Linked DNA regions of Homo sapiens: region 1 is linked to region 2. A link is an interaction called in ENCODE POLR2A ChIA-PET data of the cell type or tissue named here. Cell type or tissue: GM12878. All regions are shown on one strand. Links, peaks and the distances in the headings refer to the core of each region. The heading gives the core; the rest is flanking DNA. Region 1 overlaps CAMTA1 (calmodulin binding transcription activator 1). Region 2 overlaps ACOT7 (acyl-CoA thioesterase 7).

Region 1 (12,240 bases), core at 4,150-9,149, 460 kb before region 2:
TAAAGGACTCACTAGTGCCTAGCATACAAAGGATGTTCAATACATACTGGCTTCCATAATTAGTGCAGCCATCATCACCTTCACTCCTTGTGTCATCTTTACCACCTGAGGACCAGTATTGGTGGCTGCGGGAGCACAATCTAAAATTGATTTGGTTTCAGATGTAACATTTAATTTATTCTGCAATTGCAAATAACATCCAAGAAGGGAAAGGATTTTAGGTATTCCAATGGGTTAGAAAAGGTTAAAAGTAGCTTAAGTAGGTCCAACGATCTCTCTTACCTTCTTAGAGTCTTCCTTTTAGTGACTTTCAGCTTCACCAAACATTTGCATATGAATCCACAATATTAAGACTATATTAACTCTTTTTAATTCAAAACTACATTACAGGCCAGGAACGGTGGCTCACACCTGTAATCCCAGCACCTTGGGAGGCTGAAGCGGGTAGATCACCTGAGGTCAGGAGTTCGAGACCAGCCTGGCCAACAGGGCGAAACCCCATCTCTACAAAATTATAAAATACAAAAATTATCCAGGTGTGGTGGCACATGCCTGTAATCCCAGCCACCCAGGAGGCTAAAGCACAAGAATCACTTGAACCTGAGGGGTGGAGGTTGCAGGGAGCTGAGATGACACCACTGCATTCCAGCCTGGGCAACAGAGTGAGACTCTGTCTCCAAAAAAAAAAAAAAAAAAAAAAACTACGTTACAGAATAGACTTGCTGTAGTTTAGGTTTGTAGGCCTTTGATTAAACTCCTATAGAGTAAACAATAGAATGAAAGTTCCTAAGAATTAACAAGCAACACAGATGCAATTAAGCTCAGAGACAGGCTCTATCAAGTATGCTCTCTTGACCAAAAAATAACTACTGTCTACCTACACTCCCTCATCTCTAAAAGGAAATGTTACCCACCTTGCAATACTATTTTAAGGCTTACAAATAATTATATAAAATACCCAGTCAGTAGTAAAGAACAGGTGCTCAATAAATGGTAGGATGGGGCCGGGTGCAGTGGTTCACGCCTGTAATCCCAGCACTTTGGGAGGCTGAGGTGGGCGGATCACAAGGTCAAGAGATGGAGACCATCCTGGCCAACATGGTAAAACCCTGTCTCTACTAAAAATACAAAAATTAGCTGGGCATGGTGGCACGCACCTGTAGTCCCAGCTACTTGGGAAACTGAGGCAGGAGAACCGCTTGAACCCGGGAGGCGGAGGTTGCAGTGAGCCAAGATCATGCCACTGCACTCCAGCCTGGTGAAAGAGTGAGACTCCACCTCAAAAAAAAAAAAAAAAAAAAAAAAGGATGGAATGAGCACAATCTCACTCACAACACACACAGTATAAAAGGTTTTTTCAAACAATCACAAATATTTAAACACAGGTCTGAGTAAAGGAATTCCTTATTAGTATAGAGGAGTCACATTATACCCAGAAATTCAACTGTACACATCCAGCAGAGAGAGCGAGCGAGCACACACGAACATGGAGAACAGAGAAAGATGACAGTTGACATTTCATACAGGCAGCTCGAGCCACCAGTCTTACTTTGTGAACATATGCTGTACAGGGAGTGAGATGGAAAACACAAATCTACTGTGCTCTCAACTGTGCGCATTCCCACACGCCTCTTCCAGTGTGAGCCCCTTCAGTGGGATCTAAGAAATAGAGTTTTTGTACAACACAGCTTCTAAATACAAGCCAACTACTTCATGTGGTCCTCATCCAAAACACAGAAATCTATTCCAACTCTGGAAGGAAAACGGGCTCTTAATAAGGGCAGTCTGACTAAACTTTACTTTATGAGCAAGTCAAGGGATTTCACGGGCAATTTTGACTAAATATGATTTAGCATGACATAGGACCACAAAGCCCCAATGAGAAACAAGTCCACTGAACTACGTTTCCTTCAGGTTTTCATGTCAACATGAAGAATGGCAGGCTGAAGAACGTAAGAAAATGCCAATTCCCAGCTAGATCAAAGAAGTGCTTTAGTAACACCGCTGATTGCTTTATTCCACCTATATTACCAAAGCCAGTTTAAAAAAAAAAAAATAGCAGGTTATCATCGCCACATAACATTCTGCAGAATTAACAATTCGTAGGGTAAGTCTTCGCTGTCACACTTAATATTCCTCTATTTTTCCAAAGCCAAAAAATAAAACAAGAAAAAAGTCAAGGTCCTCTACAGAGAAATGAGTCAACCTGTAAATTCAGTTCCCTCATAGGAGCTTTTGTCAGCTGAGCTGACAATTAACTGAAAGAACAGCCCATCCCAAGGGAAAGGGTGCTGCATGGCTTCACCCATCAGCTGTGCCACCTCCTGCTGCCTCCACCCTTCAGAACATACGCTCCTCTACCTAGATTTCAGCATGAGTGATAGCTGATGCAAAACAATCCACGTTTTCCCATCTAGATCCTCAAATTTGCATTACACCAGTGAGAGAATGGGATGCATTTTCCTCTCTGTAATCTGAATTATGGCAGCCTCTGGCCTCCAAGGGAGTATGTGGACTGAGGTCCAGAAAGAAAATAAGGAAAAACTTCTCATTTTTTTCTTTTAATCTCATCCTCTATAAAAATTCTTTATCGGATGCTTTAAAACGTATCTAATATACTAGTAAGGTGCAACATGTAAATAATTTAGAGGTTTTATTAAACATGTGAAAGTTGAAGGGTTATGCTGAAAAGTTTCAAAAAGTTTTGAAGCCACTGATGGAAATAATCTACCAACTAAATTCCCAGCACTGCTACATCCAGCTTTATAAGACTCTTCAGGCCACTGATTTTAATTCACTAAGCAATTTCTGGTTTCAAATATAATGTCAAATCATAGTTAAAATAAACTGCCACAAGACATGGGTCCATGGGAAAAAATAAAATAAATAAGCTGCCAATTCCACAGGAAATATAATATGGAAAAATACATACTTATTATGGGTTGGGTTACATTTATAAATAAACTAGAACTAACGTGTATAATAATTTGGTATCAAATCTACGTTTCAGGGAATACTAAGAAATACACTGAGTTTTTAAATAATTCATAATCAAGTTCCGACTTATTAAATGGCTTCCAAATTATATAATACTATTTTGCTGAAAGAGTAACAAACTATGATTAAGACTAATTTTAAGCATATCTACTTCATTTTCACGTCTAAAAATGTCTGAAATAGTTAATAAATAACTGGTTAAACAGCAGGCCTCTAAACTAGCAAACATTTGTCAAAGCAAAAACATTCTGTCTGACGGGAAAATGTAATTTATGAAAATGATCAAAACATAGAGTCCTTCAAAGAATTTTACAATCAGTTGAGACAAGTTAACAAAGCTGTAAGGTTCCAGTGAGTATTTAAATCTAACCTGTGATAAGGAAAGAGACTTTTATCCACATAACCTCCCACCACGCAAAACAAAAGCATTCTGAATCAGGAAGTAGTTAGCGCCAAAGAATCTTTAAAAAATAAGGCTCAATAGGCAGCACTATTTTCTTCTTGTGTCTTTTAACAGAACTGAGTGTCCAATAAGGATAGGGTGCTAAATTTGCTTTAACTTGGACATCAATGTTGAGCCAAGGCACACAAATGGAACTTGGCAAAACCAGCAACCCCAGCCATCTGAATTAAAGGAATATAACTCCCAAATTGATGGACGTATACCCAATTCTCATCACCACACTAAACGGGTATTACCTTAAATTGAAATATTCAGATTTCAAAATAAAAAAGATGACAAAGCAATCCACTCCTAACAGTAAGACTCCTGGATTAAAATTTACCAAAAAAGGAAACATCATCCAAGATGATTAACTTTTTTCATTCTACTTCATAAATCTACTTTCTAATTGGATGCTAAATACATAATCTACTGTACAGCCTTCAATCTTAATAAAAATTCTTAGCATTAAGCAAACTTTCTTCATTAGAAAGGACGAAAAGCTGTTTCACTCCTATGAAACCTGCCCTTTCCAACTCTACAAAAATTCACATTGTCAAGACACTACACATTCTGTGGAACAGTGGGACTGTATATTTATTAATTCATGAAGACATAACAACTAACGTTTAACTGGCATGCAGGCAGGGTTAACCACTAAATGCAAGACACTAAAATGCAAGAAAACACAGACAGAAACTCATGCTACTTTAGTTAAGTCAACGTGCACATTGTGTATCTTTCAATGCAAGCCAAGCAGATCAGAGACAGATCAAAAAACATGTTGGTTGGTTTCTGTCAAATCCAGATTAAATAATGTCATTTACAATTTCCTAGATCAGTATTTTAAATTTAAAGCTAACATAAAGTAGGACTATGTGAAGCAACCTAAAAAATTTGCCCTTAAAATAATTATACCCTTAAAAAAAGAAACTTATCTACCTCATTAGTGTTCCAGCGGTGCCTCTCTTTTGGTAAACTTGAACATTTCGGCAGACATTCAAGCAGCTTTTTCGGTAAAAAGATTTTTACATGACTACTATTGCTGTTCCCATGATCATCTACAAAGAAGAAAACAATAAATTTAGAGAAAATAATAGATAAAATCTCCTTTAAAGTACACTGACAAAGTCAGAAATAGCAGCTCAGTTTAGTCAATGTGAGACCAAGAGCATCAGAGGCCCCACTATTCCTCTTAGTTAATAATACTCATTTACCCATTTATCAGATTGATGGCAGCAGGAATCTGGTCAAGAGGATTTAAAACAGGATCGGGCTTGTGCTCCCTGACATGTGAGTGAACAGGGAAAATCCCCGCAGCTGCCCATAACCGAAAGTTATTTTAAAAGGTTCTTTCCCCATGTTTTGATGAAGCACATAAAAATTATAAAATTAACCTCACAAAGCCCAAAAATCTTTTATTAAGCAGTTGAAAAAATGTTAAGTTTCTTAGGTAAGAAGAATTATAGTAATATATGACTATTTTGTTCGTAAATACTACTTCATCCCCTAGACTATAAAAGAGATTTATCCTTTCAAAAGCAAATCACAAATCTTATAAATATAAGGGATTTAAGCCTGCAGTTAGCTACTCAGGTAATACAGAAGCTGGCCTTTCTAGGTCTGAACATAAAATCATCATTTTAATTAACTTGATTTACATATACATATCTACATAATTAATGTATTTCATCAAAATGTAACTCTTCTAAATGAGTTAGAGAAAAAATAATTACTTTCAGACTAGATGGTATGTCTGACTACCTAATAATCAGTCTACCTGATGATTTCTAGAAGAGATCATTTCCTTTATATAACATTTATTTCACTCATTTGTTTGCTTACATATCATTTATTTTTTCACTCCTATAACAAAGTTTCTTTGCCTGACTCAAAATTTCTCACAAGCTTTGGCACATTTAGGTCAAAGTTACAAATTATTCATCCCAGGCTTTTTATGCTACATAAGATCCCCAATATACAAAGGGTACACATAACTAGGTACTAAGGAGCTGCACATTAAAACATCAAAGACTTAATTTGCTCCAGTAAGTCACAGTTGAAACAACTTTTCATGATATAATAAGGTTTTATAACACTGAACTCAGAGTCAAGAGTCCAAGATCTGGCCCAGTTCTGCTACTTTCTAATTGTGTGACCTTGGGTAAGTTACTTAATAGTTTCAGTTTTCCCAAATCAACAAGATTAGATTATCTCTAATTCTTCTCCAGACACAAATCCCTATAAAATTTACTGTCATTAAATAACTTAATAGGCCTTACAATTAAGCAACCTTACATAAGTATACAGGCATTGGTTAATAATCTTAAAAGTGAAATACAACAATATCTTTTTCCAGTTATTTACTACGGCTTTGTTCAGTACAGTCTATTTTTTTGAACAGATGAAAAACATCAAAGAACAAAAAATATTTTCTAAGGTCACAAAATCCTCTCCAAACATTTTTCATCTGATTAACACACTTCTTCTCAAGGAAAAGATCTTAAAAGGAAAATATTGGGCATAGAAATAAAGTCTAAAAAATTTACTACATCATATAGAAAGATTTTATGGAGATGAACTTAAGAGAGTTTTGGCATACTAAATCTTTTTTGGTCCATGAACTACATAACCAATTGAATTATAATACCCATCCTCTATTTCTATAAGCAGTATAAAAACTTTAAAAACCTAAAAACTGACTGCTTTCAAGAATTTCAAATTTTAATTTAATAGGAAAATAAGATTAAACCTTTCAAAAAATCTTCCTGTGAAACCAAAAGGAAACTGTTCAACTAAAAGAAAGTTCATAGAAAGTTCTGTATGAATTACACACTATAAAACCTCGGTAATCTTATGTGCTTATGCTCCCTGCACTTCATCCTCCCGAGGGAGGTTCCACGGGCCATAAAACTTTAAAGCAGAGAATACCAGATCACGTGAGCCTTTACCTCCCTTCTCTCTTCCCCTAAAGTACTTTTATTTCCATTTTTTAAAATCCCCCATGATATGTACAATTCTGAAAATAGAGGTGAAATTCTAAAATCTATACTCAATTCAAATATTCAACATTTACAGGTACCTTTTATGAAAACGGCACTATACTGGTTGCTCAATGGATGGGCTTGCTCTGAATTGTATATGAATAGCCATATCTCTGAGAAAGCTATCAGTTTGAAGTACAATTCTGAACACTTACGAGCAGAGTTTTAAACCCCAGCTTCTATGTTTGTGATCACAATCTGATGTTAATTTTCTGTTCTTTTAGCCTCTTCGAGGAACCCAGCTACTGTGCGGTATATAAAGAGTGTGCGTGTGTGTGTGTTTGTGTGTGTGTGTGTGTGTGTGTGTGTGTGTGGTATTTATGTAATAAAGGTACTCTTCTCAACAGCACAATTAACTGCTATAGAAAAGGCTTCAGTCTTCCACTCTGATACCAAATCAGGCAGTGGTAAATGTGACCAAAGGGCAGGGCTGTGTAAGCACTCTCTCAATCTAGTTTCTAAACATTACACTTTACACGGAGGTGTGGCCACAGAGTCAAAAGGAACAGGAATATGACTGGCCAGTGGGTTCCCCTTGATCAGTTTTTAAAGTGTACCATTTCCAGAATTTTAGGTTCACGCTGAATATAAACTGGATGTTTTTAAGAAACATAACAATGGGTAAATTTTCCTACTACATTATAAGGATTGCGAGTTTAATACTGAGAAAAGAATTACTGGAATTTCAAATAGGCAAAATGTTAAAACTCATATTTTTAAATTTCAGTGTTTCTACAGGTGAAGTGGGATACAGAGAAACTTTGATTTTACACTGGAAAAGAACTTTACATGGCTATACTGCATAAAAATCTGTTTTTAAATTAAAATCTGCTTTTTAATGTTTTGGGATAACTAAGAATGATAAAATAACTAAACACATGCACCAGTTTTCAAATCCTAATAATAGTATCTTGAGTGAACAGTAAAATTAAGGCATATACTGGTTTCCACTGCATTATTCAGTATTCAATACAAATAGTTGAACTTTGACACTGAAAAGTGGGAGTGTCAACCAAATGACAGTAAAACACTTCATTATCATTATCTAACAAAATATATGTGTATGGTATTAGACTTTACAAAATAATTTTCTAACCTACTTCACAATAAAAAAATAACTAGTGAGGCTCTTGAAAATGACAGATGATTTGCTTGACTGACAACTCTAATTCTAAAGAACGAACCATCCTTTCTAGTCAACCTACAAGGTGTAGTATAATATAACTTTCCAATATGCAAAAAAATGCTCATTCACTTAGACAAAAAGCAGAATTACTGTTTTCATGTTTTGTTTCAAAAAAATGAGATTCACATTGCCAAATCCTTTACTTAAATCCAAAGAAATGTATTTGACCTTTTCCTTCGAAAATTCTGTGACTTCTGCCAAGGTAAATTATAACTATATTAACTAATCTAGAAATGATACATTCATTTTACTTTGATTCATAATAAAAAATAATGTTGGTTCTATGAATAATGATGAACACTGTTATTCATTCAAGTTGATTACGATTAATCTTTCAAACTCTAGACCAAACTGTTCAAACAGTTTGGTATAACAGTGTATCAAATTGCTAAATCTTATTGGGAATATCTTTGATCAACAACATGGAGTAGTAAAATCAAAAGGAAGCTCTACAATTTTCTGTTTAGCTCTAATTATTATGTGCTTAGATTTAATTAGTAGGATAGGAACTGAAAACATAAACATATATTGTTATATTCAAGTCAGCATAATGCTCACAGCAGCAAATACAGCCATTACTAACCTAAGGCCTTCAAATCACCATATATCCAAAATACATATTAATTAAGCACTATGTGCCAAACACTGATCTGATTTTGCATTATTCTTTTCCAAAGTCTCCAAAGTGAATTAAACCCAGTAGTAATTCTACAAAAGATTTTTAAAAGGTTAAAGAAACAGAAACTAACAGCTTTTTAAGTAGAAAAATATAATTAGTTTTGCTATTTAACAATCCCCTTCTTGTTCTTAGAGTTGTGTGATGATCAACTTACCGCTTCTATTTTTAGGTAGCCCAGATTTACCTTTTTCCTGTTGATCATATTACAAAATCTCGGGTCCAGGCTTAGGTCAAATCATAACTCAGGTTCAATAAACTTCTCACTGTTTATCTACATTTACATTTTCAATCTAAAAATATGTATGAGGGAACAGATAAAGTGAGGGCACAGCAGCCCTGTAAGCCATCACTTCAATTTGGGTTTTGGGACATTCTCTCCTCCTCTACTTCATTCAATTCCAACTGGAGGTACATGTGATTAAGTAAATCTATTTTCCATTATTTATTAGGGAGTAAGCACTTGTGGGACTCTACTGTGTATCAGGCACCCAGAAAGGATCTTACATTGCACTCTTTCATTTAATCCTCACGATAAAACACAAGGGCTTAATTACTCCCATTTTACAGAGGAGGAACATGAGGCTCAGATTAATTTGCCCAAGATCCACAGCTGCTGAGTGGCTCAGCTGGGATTCAAACATGACCTGTGGCTTTTCCCAAAATACCACACTGCTCCTACTCTAAGTCACCTGGTATTGGACACTAGAATTACAGAAGTGTTGTATTAGTATCAAACATTTGTTAAGTGCTTTGATTTCTCCGTGTGATTAAATCTTTTGCCTTTTTTCATCTCCACAGAAACTTTATGAGGAGAGCATTCTTTTTGCTACCCCAGAAGGATTAAGTAACTCATCTAAGATCACACAGCAGTTAAGTGCAGAACCCAGGTCTTCTGAGTCCGGGCTGAAGGCTGTTTCCACTGTACTAGATGATAATTACTGCCACTGCCAAGCCCACCCCTTCCTGTAAGTCAAAAGCTTTTTCAAATCCTACCTTCTATAGGTGGCACGGTGTTGAGAACACAGTAGGTGCTAGTTCCGCAGAATACACTTTGGGAAACGCTCTAAGGAAACAGAAAATAAAATGTAAAACTAATCTTTCAAAAAGATATAATCTGGCTCTTCTGTGATATTCCTGCCAAGATGCAAAACCTGAATCTAATCATGAGGAAACATCAGACAAATCCAAATCAAGGAACATTCCACAAAATGACTGGCCTGCAATCCTCAAGAGTGTCAAGGTCATGAAAGTCTAAAAGGACTGAAAACTCTTCTGTATTAAGAGATTGAAGAGACAACCAGTTATGACCCAAGGTTCTGATTAGATATTTTTCTACAAAGGCCATTGCTGGATCAACTGGCAAACAGCAACAGGACTTTAGGACTGGAGAGTAGGAATGTCTCAGTGTTAACTTCCTGGTTGTGATTACTGTTCTTGTGGTTATGGAGGAGAATGTTCTTGTTTGTAGGAAGTACATGATCAAGTATTTGAGAGTGATGGAACTTATCAGCAATTTATCCTCAAATGGCTCAGGGGGAAACCGTTCTTTGCACTGCAAGCTTAAGGCTGCTTCAAAATTTTAGATACATATGTGAGAAAAGGTCTGTGCTGATGAACATGCATAACTTGTGTAATTTGTTTAAATGGGAAGTATGTGTGCTGTACATAGAGGAAATTTTTGCTAAGAACCAATGTCATATTCATTTTGAAGCTCAGTCAACACCAACAACATTTTTAACCATTTCCCAACAATAAACCCAACACCCGACTCACCCAAAAAATGTGCAGAGCGCCAACTAGTATTATGGCATGGCAAGTAAATCAAGGGGAATTCCGTTAACAGGAAAGAAACAAGGTCTCTGGCTGTCAGGCTGCTTCACTCAGATAAAATTAAAGATTTCACCTAAAACCTACACAACGGTAACTTTTTAAAAAAAAAGAAAATTTTTTGAATATTGACGGCCAATTATTTTCAGTCCTAAAAATATCTTTTTTGTTTGGCTGCAGTATTAAATAAAATTTTAGATTATTCATCCTACATTATAAACCACATATTTATACACTTAGAAAACCAAAGATAGTTTACAAGTTCAACAACCACCCTCAACATTTTATATTTAAAAGCTACCAGGCATGGTGGCTTGTGCCTGTAGTCTCAGCTACTCAGGAGGCTGTGGTAGGAAGATCGCTTGAGCCCAGGACTTTTAAGGCTGCAGTGAACCATGATAACACCACTACACTCCTGCTCCAGCCTGGGCAACAGAACAAGGCCTCATCTTTAAAAATAATAATAATAAATAAATAAATAAATGTGGTGGCTCATGCCTGTAATCCCAACACTTTGCGGAGCCAATGCGGGTGGATTATTTGAGCTTAGGAGTTAAAGACCAGCCTGGATAACATGGCAAAACCTCACCTCTACCAAAGATACAAAAATTAGCCAGGCATGGTGGCAACACACCTATGGTCCCAGATACCTGGGGGGACTGAGGTAGGAGGATTGCTGGAATCCGGGAAGTTGAGGCTGCAGTGAGCCATGATCACACCACTGCACTCCCGCCTGGATGACAGAGTGAAACCCTGTCTCAAAAAATTAATTAATTAAAATAAAATATAAAGAGTTCAGTTCTAACATTTACTAGCTGTCCTTAGGAAAGTAATTCAACCTCTCTGTACTACCTCATCCAAAAAGGGCGGGTGGATACTTCTCTCTCCTTCTCTCTGAGGCAGGAGGAGGATTAGGTAATACATACCCAAGTGCTTTCAATTCAAAGGTACCACCCAAATACAAAACACTATTGTTACCATAGTTAATGAGGGTGAGCTTTAACAATGTTAACATTTTCTAAGAACAAACAGGATTGCCTGAGTTATTTATTTGTTGTTATTTGTTTGTTTGTTTGTTTTGAGACGGAGTCTCACTCTGTTGCCCAGACTGGAGTGTAGTGGTGGGATCTCAGCTCAGTGCAACCTCTGCCTCCCAGGTTCAAGTGATTCTCCTGCCTCAGCCTCCTGAGTAGCTGGGATCACAGGTGTCCGCCACCATGCCTGGCTAATTTGTGTATTTTTAGTAGAGATGGGGTTTCACCATATTGGCCAGGCTGGTCTCGAACTCCTGACCTCAAATGATCTGCCAGCCTCGGCCTCCCAAAATGCTGGAATTACAGGCATGACCCACCGCGCCTGAGTTTTTTATGCCAAAAAATGTTGCAATCTGACTAAAGTTGACTTCCAAGAATTATTAATTTTCCTCTCCCTTATGCCCATGATCAAGTGCTTCAGAAGTCAAATTGTTTTCAGGGTCCATATAAATAAAGTCTTTCTCTATAATGTGACTCCTAGCTACCAGGATAACCATGAGCTCCTTAATTCTTTCTTTTCTATTTCTGTAAAACTCTTGTTCTAGGACTGTTTCCCTCTCCAATTTAACCAATAGTAGTATACTGAGCTAGGCACAGTGGCTCACGCCTGTAACCCCAGCTACTCAGGAGACTGAGGTGGGAGGATCACTTGAGCCAGGAATTTGAGCCTAAAGTGAACCATGACCATGCTATTGCACTCTAGCTTGGGTGACAGAATGAGACCCTGACACAAAAACAAAAAAAGTAGTTAACTATGATAACATCTGTGGTAACAGTCATGTCCAAGGATTCACCCTATAGACTAGACAAGGCTCGGAATTCATGTATCCTTTGGAAAATCCAACATTACTTTCTACCCATGACTGTGAGCATGGAATCATCATACCTTAGGAAAAGTGGTTCATGGGAAGATCTCCAATAGGGGAAAAGTCAGCAGCACGCTGACTTCTTGTAACATCTTTAAGAGTCACCAGTAACAGCCCACTAATCACATGAATGTAATACCTCATTTTAATTTAGTTTCTGAATTA
Region 2 (12,240 bases), core at 2,731-7,730:
CCAGAGGGGAAGCTTGTGGTGCTTTTTGCTGGCCCACCCATGGACCAGTCAACACACACTTCCTCCACTCTGAGGCCCATAAAAACCCCGGACTCAGCCAGACTAGAGCAGAGGACAGAAAGATGACAGGATGACCAGCTGCAAAGAAGAGCTACCCTCTCTGCTGAGAGCTGAACACTCACTGGGATGACCTGGCTGTGACTCAATAAAGCTCCTCTTTGTCTTGCTCACTCTCCATTTTTCTGCGTACCTCATTCTTCCTGGTCACAGGGCAAGAACTCGGGACCTGCCAAATGGTGAGGCTGAAAGAACTGTAACACAAACAGGGCTGAAACATGCCCCTTCTTGCCACGTTGCCAGTGAAGGGAAGGAAAGAAGAGCTGTGGCCCTTTGGGGAGTCCAGACCTGGGAGCTCCCTGAGTCAGGGTTGTGACTCCCTCTTTGGGGCCCTGCAGTTCCTGGCGTCACCAAGCTTCCAGGCACCACAGCATTCCCGTGTGCCAACCAGGCAAGCTGCTTGAGGTGCGCTTGGTCCAGGTGCAGCCTTGCAGAGAACCAGCACCTGTGCCAGCATCTGGAGCTGCCTGCCCTGCAGCAGCAGCTGGCATGTCTGACTGTGCAGTGGCCGTACTCCATGCTCACTCACACACTGCTCGCTGCTCCACACCAGGCTTGTCCTTGGCAGGCATGGGAGCTCCAGGCTGGTAGCATGAGCCAAGCGCAGCCTGCCAGGCTGAGTGGGTGGAATAAGCCCAGTGGGCCCCAGCAAAACTTAGGCAAAGGTGCCACAAGACACAGAGGTTTCTGGCCAGAAAAGGGATACCCCAAAGATCCCATAACAAAAGGATTTAGAATATTCCATAAACTTAGTTGATAAAACAACATAGGTTTTAAGAGGACTGACTCCACTTTTTTTTTTTTTTTTGAAATGGAGTCTCGCTCTGTCGCCCAGGCTGGAGTGCAGTGGTGCGATCTCAGCTCACTGCAAGCTCTGCCTTCTGGGTTCACGCAATTCTCTTGCCTCAGCCTCCCGAGTAGCTGGGACTACAGGTGCCTGCCACCATGCCCAGCTAATTTTTTTATATTTTTAGTAGAGAAGGGGTTTCACCATGTTAGCCATCATGGTCTCCATCTCCTGACCTCGTGATCCGCCTGCCTCGGCCTCCCAAAGTGCTGGGATTACAGGCATGAGCCACCGCGCCCGGCCTGACTCCACTTTTGAAAGTTCTACTGGGCTGGTCTAGGAGATCGAGACCATCTTGGCTGACATGTTCTCCCCATCTCTACTAAAATACAAAAAATTAGCCTGGTGTGGTGGTGCACACCTGTAGTCCCAGCTACTCAGGAGGCTGAGCCAGGGGAATCACTTGAACTCGGGAGACGGAGGTTGCAGTGAGCCGAGATCATGCCACTGTACTCCAGCCTGGCTGACAGAGTGAGACTCTGTCTCAAAAAAAAAAAAAAGTAAGTTCTACTGTGGGTAAAATGCTATCAAACATTGCATGCTACAGAGAAATCTTTTTTTTTTTTTTTATTTGAGATAGGCTCCCACTCTGTCACCCGGGCTGGAGTGCAGTGGTGCAATCACAGCTCACTGCAGCTTTGACCTCTTGAGCTGAAGGGATCCTCCCACCCTTAGCCTCTCAAGTAACTGGGACCACAGGCAAGTGCCACCATGAGTAGCTAATTTTTTAATTTTTATTTTTAGAGACAGCATCTCCTTATATTGCCCAGGCTGGTCTGGAACTCCTGGGCACAAGCGATTCTCCCACCTCGGGGTCCCAAAGTGCTGGGATTACAGACATGAGCCACCGTGCCTGGCCCAGAGAAATATTTTGTGGAAAGAAGGGTCAATTGATGTGGTCAATGTCATTGTTGTCTTATTTTAAGGAACTGCCACAGCCATCCCAGCCTTCAGCAGTCGCCATCCTAATCAGTCTGCAGGCCGGGCGGTAATCCCAGCACTTTGGGAGGCTGAGGTGGGCGGATCACCTGAGGTCAGGAGTTCAAGACCAGCATGGCCAACATAGTGAGACCCTGTCTCTACTAAAAATACAAAAAATTAGCTGGGCGTGGTGACGCGTGCCTGTAATCCTAGCTACTTGGGAGGCTGAGGTAGGAGAACCACTTGAACCCGGGAGGCAGAGGTTGCAGTGAGCCAAGATCGTGCCACTGCATTCCAGCCTGGGCTATAGAATGAGACTGTCTCAAAAAAAAAAAATAAACCCCAAAACAATATGAATCAGTCTGCAGCCATCAACATCGAGGCAAGACTCTGCCAGCAAAAAGAATACCACTCACTGAAGGCTCAGATGATTGTTAGCATTTTTTAGCAATAAATTTTTTTTTTTTTTTTGAGATGGGGTCTTGCTCTGTTGCCCAGGCTGGAGTGCAGTGGTGCGATCTCGGCTCACTGCAAGCTCCGCCTCCCGGGTTTACGCCATTCTTCTGCCTCAGCCTCCCGAGTAGCTGGGACTACAGGCGCCCACTACCATGCCGGGCTAATTTTTTGTTTTTTAGTAGAGATGGGGTTTCACCGTGTTAGCCAGGATGGTCTCGATCTCCTGACCTTGTGATCCACCCACCTTGGCCTCCCAAAGTGCTGGGATTACAGGTGTGAGCCACCATGCCCGATTGCAATAAAGTGTTTTTAAATGAAGGTATATACTTTTTTTTAAGGCATAATGCTATTATACACTTAATAGACTACAGTGTAACTTTTACGTGCACTGGGAAACCAAAAAAATCATGTGACTTATTATAAAGTGCAATGTGTGCTTTGTTGCGGTGATCTGGAACCAAACCCGTAATATCTCTGAGGTATGCCTGTGTGAGCCTGTGAAGCCTTCACCACAATCAAGACCGAGACTGTGAACAGACCTGTCACCCTGCTGAGGCCCTCTGCTTCTCTGGTCCCTCCCTGCCCCCAGGCAACCTCTGATCTGCTTTCTGTCACTATAGTTTGTGTTTCCTCCAAGTTTATAAACATGGACTTGCACAGTTCTCTTTTTGTCCAGCCTCCCTTGCTCAGCACGATTACTTGGAGATTCATCCACATGGTTGCATGTATCAGTTATTCATTCCTTTCCTTTTTTTTTTTGAGACGGAGTCTCACTCTTGTTGCTCAGGCTGGAGTGCAGTGGGGCGATCTCAGCTCACTGCAACCTCTGCCTCCCGGGTTTAAGCGATTCTGCTTCCTCAGCCTCCTGAGTACCTGGGATTACAGGCTCCCACCACCATGCCTGGCTAATTTTTTTTTTTTTTTTTTTTTTTTTTTGAGATGGAGTCTCGCTCTGTCCCCAGGCCGGAGTGCAGTGGCGTGATCTTGGCTCACTGCAACCTCCGCCTCCCGGGTTCAAGTGATTCTCCTGCCTCAGCCTCCCGAGTAGCTGGGACTACAGGTGAGCGCAACCACGCCCAACTAATTTTTGTATTTTTAGTAGGGATGAGGTTTCACCATGTTGGCCAGGATAGTCTCGATTTCTTGACCTCGTGATCTGCCCACCTCGGCCTCCCAAAGTGCTGGGATTACAGGCGTGAGCCACTGCGCCAGGCCAAATGCTGGGCTTTTTTTTTTTTTTGAGACAGAGTCTCTTGCTCTGTCACCCTGGCTGGAGTGCAATGGCATGATCTTGGCTCACTGCAACTTCTGCCTCCCGGCTTCAAGGGATTCTCCTGCCTCAGCCTCCCGAGTAGCTGGGATTACATGCATGCACCATCACGCCCAGCTAATTTTGTATTTTTAGTAGAGATGGGGTTTTTCCATGTTGGTCAGGCTGGTCTTGAACGCCCGACCTCAGGTGATCCACCTGCCTTGGCCTCCCAAAGTGCTGGGATTACAGGTGTGAGCCACCACACCTCGCCGATAATTGCTTTTAGATGTTACTTTTGTATTTTCCTAATGTCTAATGATGTTGAATATCTTTTCTTTTTTTCTAGAGGTGGAGTCTCGTCTTGTTGCCCAGGCCGGCCTGGAATTCCTGGGCTCAAGTGATCCTCCTGCCTCAGCCTCCCAAAGTGGTGGGATTACAGGTGTGAGTCACTGCATCTAGCCTTTTTTGAGACAAGGTCTCGCTCTGTCATCCAGGCTGGAATTCAATCTTGGCCCACTGCAGCCTTGACCTCCCAGCTCAAGTGATCCTACCACCTCAGCCCCCTGAGTAGCTGGGACCACAGGTGCAGCTGGGACCCCCTGAGTAGCTGGGACCACAGAAAACCCACAGGGTCGGTGGCTTTTCTCCCCATGTGGGGAGATGAGAGATTGTAGAAATAAAGACACAAGACAAAGAGATAAAAGACAGCTGGGCCCGGGGGACAACTACCACCAAGATGCAGAGACCGGTAGTGTCCCCGAATGCCTGGCTGTGCTGTTATTTATTGGATACAAGGCAAAAGGGGAGGGGTAAAGAGTGTGAATCATCTCCAATGATAGGTAAGGTCACGTGGGTCACATGTGCACTGGACAGGGGGCCCTTCCCTGCCTGGCAGCCAAGGCAGAGAGAGAGGGAGAGAGAGAGAGACAGCTTACGCCATTATTTCTGCATATCAGGGACTTTTAGTACTTTCACTAATTTGCTACTGTTATCTAAAAGGCAGAGCCAGGTGTGCAGGATGGAACATGAAAGTGGACTAGGAGCGTGACCACTGAAGCACAGCATCACAGGGAGACAGGCCTCCGGATAACTGCGGGCAGGCCTGACTGATGTCAGGCCCTCCACAAGAGGTGGAGGAGTAGTCTTCTCTAAACTCCCCGGGGGAAAGGGAGACTCCCTTTCCTGGTCTGCTAAGTGGCGGGTGTTTTTCTTTGGCACTGACGCTACTGCTGGAACCACGGTCTGCCTGGCAACGGGCGTCTTCCCAGACGCTGGCGTTACCGCTAGACCAAGGAGCCCTCTGGTGGCCCTGTCCGGGCATAACAGAAGGCTCGCACTTGTCTTCTGGTCACTTCTCACCATGTCCCCTCAGCTCCCATCTCTGTATAGCCTGGTTTTTCCTAGGTTATGATTATAGAGCGAGGATTATTATAATATTGGAATAAAGAGTAATTGCTACAAATTAATGATTAATGATATTCATATATAATCACGTCTATGATCTAGATCTAGTATAATTCTTACTGTTTTATATATTTTATTATACTGGAAAAGCTCATGCCCTTGGTCTCTTGCCTCGGCACCTGGATGGCTTGCCACCCGCAGTGCTCACCACCATGCTCGGCTAATTTTTTTGGATTTTTGGTAGAGATGGGGTCTCACCATGTTGCCTAGAAGAGTCTCCAGCTCCTGAGCTCTAGCCATCTGCCCACCTCAGCCTCCCAAAGTGCTGGGATTACAGGCGTGCACGACCGCGCCTAGCCAAAGGTCATTTGTTTTTTTCACATTGAGCTCTGAGAGATCTTTCTGGAGCCTGGATGTAAGTTTCTGACCCTACCAGCTTCCTCTAGCATGAGGCAGTGAGTTTCGGTTGGGGAGAGGGATGTGGCCTCCCATTCTAGGGCATGTCGTTGCGGAGTTCTCCTTGAATTCTCTCTTCCGAGTGCCCTCTGATGAGCTGGGCTCAGTGTGCTTTTGAGTTCTAGGTGCCTGTCTCATTTCCTACCTTCTTTCTATATGCTTGGCTGCCTGGGTAGGTATGGGAGGGATGGGGGAAGAGGTGCTGCCATCTCTTGACTTTTTTTTTTCTTTTTTTTTTTTGAGACGGAGTTTCACTCTGTCACACAGGCTGGAGTGCAATGGCACAATCTTGGCCCACTGCAACCTCTGCCTCCTGGGTTCAAGCGATTCTCTTGCCTTAGCCTCCCAAGTAGCTGGCATTACAGGCGCCCACCACCATGCCCGGCTAATTTTTGTAGTTTTAGTAGAGACAGAGTTTTGCCATGTTGGCCAGGCTGGTCTCAGACTCCTGACCTCAGGTGATCCGCCCGCCTTGGCCTCCCAAAGTGCTGGGATTACAGGCGTGAGCCACCATGCCCAGCCCACCTCTTGACTTTTTAGCTTCCAGATGCCTTTGAAAGCTGCAGAAAACTGGGTCTTTTCCCCAGAAAAGTAGAAACCAGACACAACCTCGAGCATGTTTTTAGGGATGCTCACAGCCTACTGAGCCAGTTCTACTTTGTTTTGGGTTAGAGATGGATGCCACATCTGCAGATCTCTGCCAAGCTGTGTGTGTTTTTCTTTAGATTTTGGGAGTGCCTTTCTGTGGCAAAGGTAAGAGCGTTTCGAGGGCTCCTGCCATGTGTCACCCACATGGCCAGTGCTTATGTAGGGAGGGGCCACAGCTTCTGGCATCCAGTTGTTAGTAGTTTATTTATTTATTTATTTTTACAGAGTCCCGCTCTGTTGCCCAGGCTGGAATGCAGTAACGCAGTGACGTGATCTTGGCTCACTGCAACCTCCGCCTCCTGGGTTCAGGTGATTCTCCTGCCTCACCTTCCCTGGTAGCTGGGATTGCAGGAGCACACCACCATGCCTGGTTAACTTTCTTTTCACTAGTGGTGGGGTTCCACCGTGTTGGCCAGGCTGGTGTCAAAACTCCTCACCTCAGATGATCCGCCTGCCTCGGCCTCCCAAGGGGCTGGGATTACAGGCGTGAACTACTCCACCCTGCCTTGTTTGTAGTTTATAACAGCTTTCCTGAGCTATAACTCTATTGAGTCTACCCTTTTTGATTGTACAATTCTGCGTGAACCTTAATGGATTCACAAGGCTGTGCAGCCACCAGCACGATTTAATTCCAGAACATTTTCATCACCCCCGGAATTAACCTGCACGCATTAGCAGTCACTCCCATTTCCCCTCCTCCAGCCCCTGCCCCCCACCAGCTGACTTTCTGTTTCTGTAGATCTGCCTGTTGTGGACATTTAATATACATGGAATCAGATGGCGTGTGACCTTTTGTGATTGACTTCTTTCACCCAGGGTGGTTTCAAGGCTGGTCCGTGCATTACTGTGGATCTGTAGGTCTTCATTTTTTATGGTCAGATAATATCTCATTGTATGGATTTATCGTATTTTGTTTACCTACCCATCCGTGGTGGACACCGGGTTGTTTCCATCCTTGGGTGGTTGTGAATAATGCTGCTATGAACATTTCTAGACATCTCGTTTTGTCAATTAAAATGATTTTTAATTTACTAGATGGGAAATAGCACCTTGTAGTTGTTTAACTTTGAGATTATTTACTCATAAGGCTAAGCTATCTGAGAAGTGCTTCCTCTTTGCGGGACCATCTGGTTGTGGCTTGAATCTGTGTTGCTGTGGAAGCCTGGTAGGTCCTCACTGATTTGGGGTGGGTGGTGGGCCTAGCACACCTGGACTGGGACCAGCTGGAAGGGTTGCTTAGGGAGGCAGCAATGCCCGCCTGGAGGGATGAGGCCAAGTCCAAAGGGCACAGTATTGGGGCCCAGGCTCATTCCTTGAGTTCCATTTGGCTGCAGCTTCTGGAGGGAGCCGACAGGAGACGTGGGGAGACGATGCTCCTGCTTCGGAGAAGCTTGTCACTAAACGTCCTCAGAAAGGAAGTCGACAGGGCCTGTTTTGGGGAGAAGGCCAAACAGTGAGTTGGGAGCTGAGAGGAACTATGGGCTATTTGGGGTCAGGGGAGGGAAGTGTGTTTGGGAGGACCTGTCCTGTGTGCCAGGGTGGGAGACGCTGTGGCTTCAAGACCCTGGCCCTGGGATGCCGGCTACTCAGGAAGATGGGCCGAGATGGGCAGCCAGGGGGCTGAGGAGGCTGATGGCCCGGGCCTGGGCCCCGGCAGGCTGCCTGGGTGGGGAGGGCTCAGGGGGCATTTTCAGCCAGGGTTAGCTGCCAGGCTTGGGCCAGACTCAGCCCTCTGACCTCCCCTCCGGGCAGACATTTTGGGTCGGTGGGATCCCTTTAGAATCCTCTCCTCTGCTGGCTTCTAGACATTAAGCATCCCTGGGCGGGGGCAGCACCAGCCTCCCTGTGGGACCCAGTGCGTGTGGGGTTTGTAAGCTGAAAATGACTTTTTCTTTCTTTTTGCACATAGGTGAGAGGACTTGTCCTTTTAGGACTTGTTATTTTTGCACATAGGTGAAAGGACATCCTTTTAGTAATAATTTACCTATTTAACTTTTACCAGAGTGACTTCCCAGGCTCAGTGCCTGCCAGCTGGTTAGATAGAATAAGCCCAGGCTCTGGCAGTTTGATAAGGGCCTTGATAAGGGCCGGCTGTTCCAGTGGGAGTGGCCTAATCAGCCCTCTCTGCCCTAACTTTCTCTTTCACAACTAAACATGTGAAACTTGCCCAGAGGCCGGCGGGTGCAGCCTGGTTGAGGCTGTGCGGCCTGCACTCTGGCTGGGGACTTTCCATTTCCCTTGCTGGTCACAGGATTCCTGGGAAAGCAGCCCTGGTGGGGGCAGCATTGGGGGAGGTTGTGGTGATAACACATCCCGCCTCCTGCACTGGGCCTCCTGTAGCCTGCACCCTGGCCGCTGTGATTGTTTGGCCTCTTTCTTTCTTCCTGACACCCAGTAGAAGGGGAGGCGGAGTGAAGAGAGTACGGGTTGGGGGGCACAGGGCCCACAGGTGGCAGCCGGCAGCCTAAGAGCCCGCGGGAGTGGAGGAAGGGTAGTGGAGTTGCTGAGCCCCAAGACAGGCATGGCATCCTCTGAAGCAGGGGTTGGGGGAAGGAAGAGGGGGAGTGGGGAAGGACAGGGGTGTGGCCTGAGGAGAGGGGAGGCTGGACCGCCTGTCCACTTTGCTTCAGCCAGGGAGCTGGCCCTTGGGACAGGCTTTAGATGCCAGCTCCATCAGCAGGATGCAGGCTTGGACCTGCTGGAGTCCTTGCTGGCCTGTGACCTTCCTCCCCTGTCTACATTTCAGGGAGCTCTAGAAGGCGGCAGTGGGGCCAGACCTGGCTTTGGCTGAGACCCTGGAGAAAGACTAGGGGGTCTTGTGCCCTGTCAGAGAAGGCAGAGCCTCATAGCCGCTTCCCTGAGGCCGCTCAGCAGCGGCCCCTCTGCCTTCCTGATCTCCTGGCATGGCAGCCAGAAGAGCTCACAGAATTACTTCTTCTGTAATTATTTATAAAGCAAGGTTTCCATGACGACCGGTTTCTGGTAGACGCTCTGGATTGGCGAGGCAGCCTCTTCCTGGCCAGATTGGGCAGCTCAGGAAGCTGGGGGTGGGGGGTGCTCCCCACCAAGCCCGGTGTGGCAGGGAGCTGGGACAGTCCTGGGTCAGGCAAGGACTCTGTGATGCTTCCCTGCTCCCTCGCCTTTCTCTGCATCTGATCCTGGGATGTCCTAGCCACCATGGCTTTCCAGCTGAGCAGGTACTGCCAGTCATGGGCATGTCTAGGCCGTGCAGGGGCCACTGTGGGTGGATTGTTTAGGGACATTTGGAAGGGAAGGGTGGGTAGAGGGGACTCGGCCCCTGTGCCCAGCAGGCTGGCTGGTGTCATGCAGCCAGGAAGGGCAGTAGGGCACCCACCTGGCCTGGCTCTTACTGACCCCCAAGATTAGGTGGTCAGCCGAAGCTGGGATAGGAAGTGCAGGCCTGCGTGAGCTGGGGTCCCCTGACGGACCAGGGCACTCCCCTGCCTGCTCTAGTCCCCAGGGAGGAAGGCACCTGGTTTTCTTTCCAGCCTTGCTCCTGTGGCTTCCCTCTGCTCCCTTCAGCTGGGCTGGGTTCACTGCGGTTTCCCAGCGCTGCTGAGCTTCCTACCTGCGGTGGAGGGGGGGTCTGTGGGCTGCACAAGGAGCCTCCTGGGTCAGTCCCCTGCCCCTGGCCAAAATGGAGGCTGGGAGCTCAGGGCCATTGTTGGCCTCTTCCCCCGTCCTGCTTGGGGGCCTGCAAGTGCTGCTGGAACTTTCCTTGGCACAGCCCTTCCTCCCACCCTTCCCTCTTCTGGAGATGCAGTGGCGTGTCTGTGGGTTGAAGGGACTTCGCCGGAACTGCCTTAGGCAGCAAGTCAAAGAGGAGAAGCAGGGGCCAGACTCTGTGACTCACGCCTGTAATCTCAGCACTTTGGGAGGCCGAGGCAGGTGGATCAACTGAGGTCAGGAGTTTGAGACCAGCCTGGCCAACATGGTGAAACCCCCGTCTCTACTAAAAAATACAAAAATTAGCCAGGCATGGTGGCACGCACCTGTAATCCCAGCTACTTGGGAGGCTGAGGTAGGAGAATCACTTGAACCCGGGAGGTGGAGGTTGCAGAGAGCCAAGATCACGCCACTGCATTCCAGCCTGGGTGACAGAGCGAGACTCCCTCTCAAAAAAAAAAAAAAGAGGAGAAGCAGGGCTGCTTGAGCTTCTGTTTGGCAGAGTCCCCCATGGAAAGAGGAGGCATTTATGTGTGCTTGTGCCTGGACTTTGAGGCCCCACACCCATCCACGTGCCTGTTTTGTCCCTCAAGGCTGCCTGGTGTGAGGCCCCCGCCCCCCATGCCATAAGGAGACCCGCTTCTCCTTTCCTTCCGGGAAGGGCAACCCCTGTCCCTTGTCTACTCCTGGCCAAGGCAGCCTCTGCTGAGCTCCTGAAGGAAGCTCCGAGTGTCTGCAGGCCCCAGGTGGTGGCCCCCAGCCATGAGTGGCATCTGCAGCCCTATGACTGGGGACAGTCTGCCCAGACACCTCTGTCCCACCCAGCTTTCCAGCTGAGGTGAGGGTGGAGCACACGCACCTGGTGCTTGACCTCTGGTTTGAGGCCTTTGTCAGAAGGGGGCAGTAATGAGCCGCCTGCCCTGCAGGCCCCGTGTGGGCCTGACCTGCCTATACCCCAGACCCTTACCTGGCTGTGCACCTTCAGGTGGGCACTTTAGCTTCCACCATGGAGTAAAGGAAGCAAGGCTCACCTACCCCTGGTTACCCTGGGTTTCACGTAGTAATGTTTTCATTTTAGCACTGACTTTTTTTTTTTTTGAGGCGGAGTTTCGCTCTTGTTGCCCAGGCTGGAGTGCAATGGCGCGATCTTGGCTCACCACAAACTTCGCTTCTTGGGTTTAAGCGATTCTCCTGCCTCAGCCTCCCAGGTAGCTGGGATTACAGGCATGTGCCACCATGGTTGGCTAATTTTGTATTTTTAGTAGAGACAGGGTTTCTCCATGTTGGTCAGGTTGGTCTCAAACTCCTGACCTCAGGTGATCCACCTGCCTCAGCTCCTAAAGTGCTGGGATTACAGGCGTGAGCCACTGCGTCCAGCCACAAAAGTGTAGTCGTCGTCGTCCTTTTTTTTTTTTTTGAGACACAGTCTCACCCTGTGGCCCAGGCTGGAGTGCAATGGCATGATCTTGGCTCACTGCAACCTCCGCCTCCTGGGTTCAAACAATTCTCCTGCCTCAGCCTCCCAAGTAGCTGGGATTATAGGAGCCTGCCACCACGCCCAGCTATTTTTTTTCTATTTTTAATAGAGACGGGGTTTCACCATGTTGGCCAGCCTGGTCTCAAACTCCTGACCTCATGATCCGCCCGCCTCGGCCTCCCAAAGTGCTGGGATTACAGGTGTGAGCCACTGCGCTTGGCCAGCACTGACATTTTTGTGTCAGAGTCAGAGACACTGGTGACACTCCCAGCTGGTCGTGTGCTGGGCTGTGGAAGGGGCAGGCAGGGTTCAGTGCCCTGCAGGGCTGCTGCCAAGGTCACCGCACAGGGGCCTGTCCAGGGCTGGCCAGGTGTGGGTGGCAGGTGCTGAGCTGGGCTGAGGGTGCTGAGCGGGGCTGAGGGTGCTGAGCTGGGCTGAGGGTGCTGGGCAGGGCTGAGGGTGCTGAGGGTGCTGCCGCTGCTGCCTCGGGGCTCCCCTGTGCCACTCAGTGCTGCTTTCTTTGGGAGCATCAGAGACCTCCGGGCATGGCCACAAACCAGGTGGCAGGTGACAACCGGAAGCAGTTTCCTCAGGCTGGAGACCAGCGGTGGGCAGGGCCATGCTCCCGAAGGTTTGACGGGAGGCTGCTCCCGTCTCTGCCTTCATCTTCACCTGGACCTCCTGTGTCTCATGTCGAGACTTCCCTGTTCCTATAAGGACACCAGTCATTGGGTTAGGGCCCTTCCTAAGGCACGGCGACCTCATCTTGATTGTATCTGGATGCAAAGAACTCTTTTCAAGTAAGGTGACATTCATAGTTTCTGGGGGTTCGTTCTCAAACACATCTTTTGGGGGACACAATTCAACCCAGTACTCAGGCTCCATGTGGCTTAGGTGGGACTCCACCTTGAGAGGACCCCAGGGCACAGGAGGCATGGCCAGCCCTCAAGGTGAGGCCAGGGGGCAGGAGCGGCT

What was found. ChIA-PET counts read pairs that join two places held together with the same protein. Peaks named below come from ENCODE experiments on the same cell type or tissue, not always from the same donor. Only the 100,000 strongest peaks of a DNase experiment are listed, where the experiment ranks them.
Region 1: POLR2A ChIA-PET joins it to region 2 with 6 read pairs; 2 of 35 experiments call an interaction of 5 or more read pairs at or near these places.

The regions. Positions count from the first base shown.
Region 1 is chr1:6,817,352-6,829,591 of GRCh38, reverse strand. It overlaps CAMTA1 (calmodulin binding transcription activator 1), which reads right to left. Exons shown (of 23, transcript NM_015215.4): 2 at 9,342-9,411; 3 at 4,382-4,500. LOC124903832 (a long non-coding RNA gene) reads right to left here and starts at 775. Exons shown (of 2, transcript XR_007065449.1): 1 at 48-775. In GM12878, for the core only: no CTCF peak of the experiment used is centred there; DNase peaks (open chromatin) are centred at 6,921 and 8,591; H3K27ac peaks cover 2,138 bases.
Region 2 is chr1:6,355,884-6,368,123 of GRCh38, reverse strand. The region is part of intron 1 of ACOT7 (acyl-CoA thioesterase 7); the gene reads left to right. Among named protein-coding and RNA genes, the nearest start is that of ACOT7, 32 kb to the left of the region's middle. RefSeq lists enhancers at 1-405, 3,078-3,577, 8,017-8,066, 8,767-8,996, 9,017-9,066 and 2 more. In GM12878, for the core only: a CTCF peak has its summit at 4,906 (motif pointing left); no DNase peak of the experiment used is centred there; H3K4me3 peaks cover 5 bases; H3K27ac peaks cover 570 bases.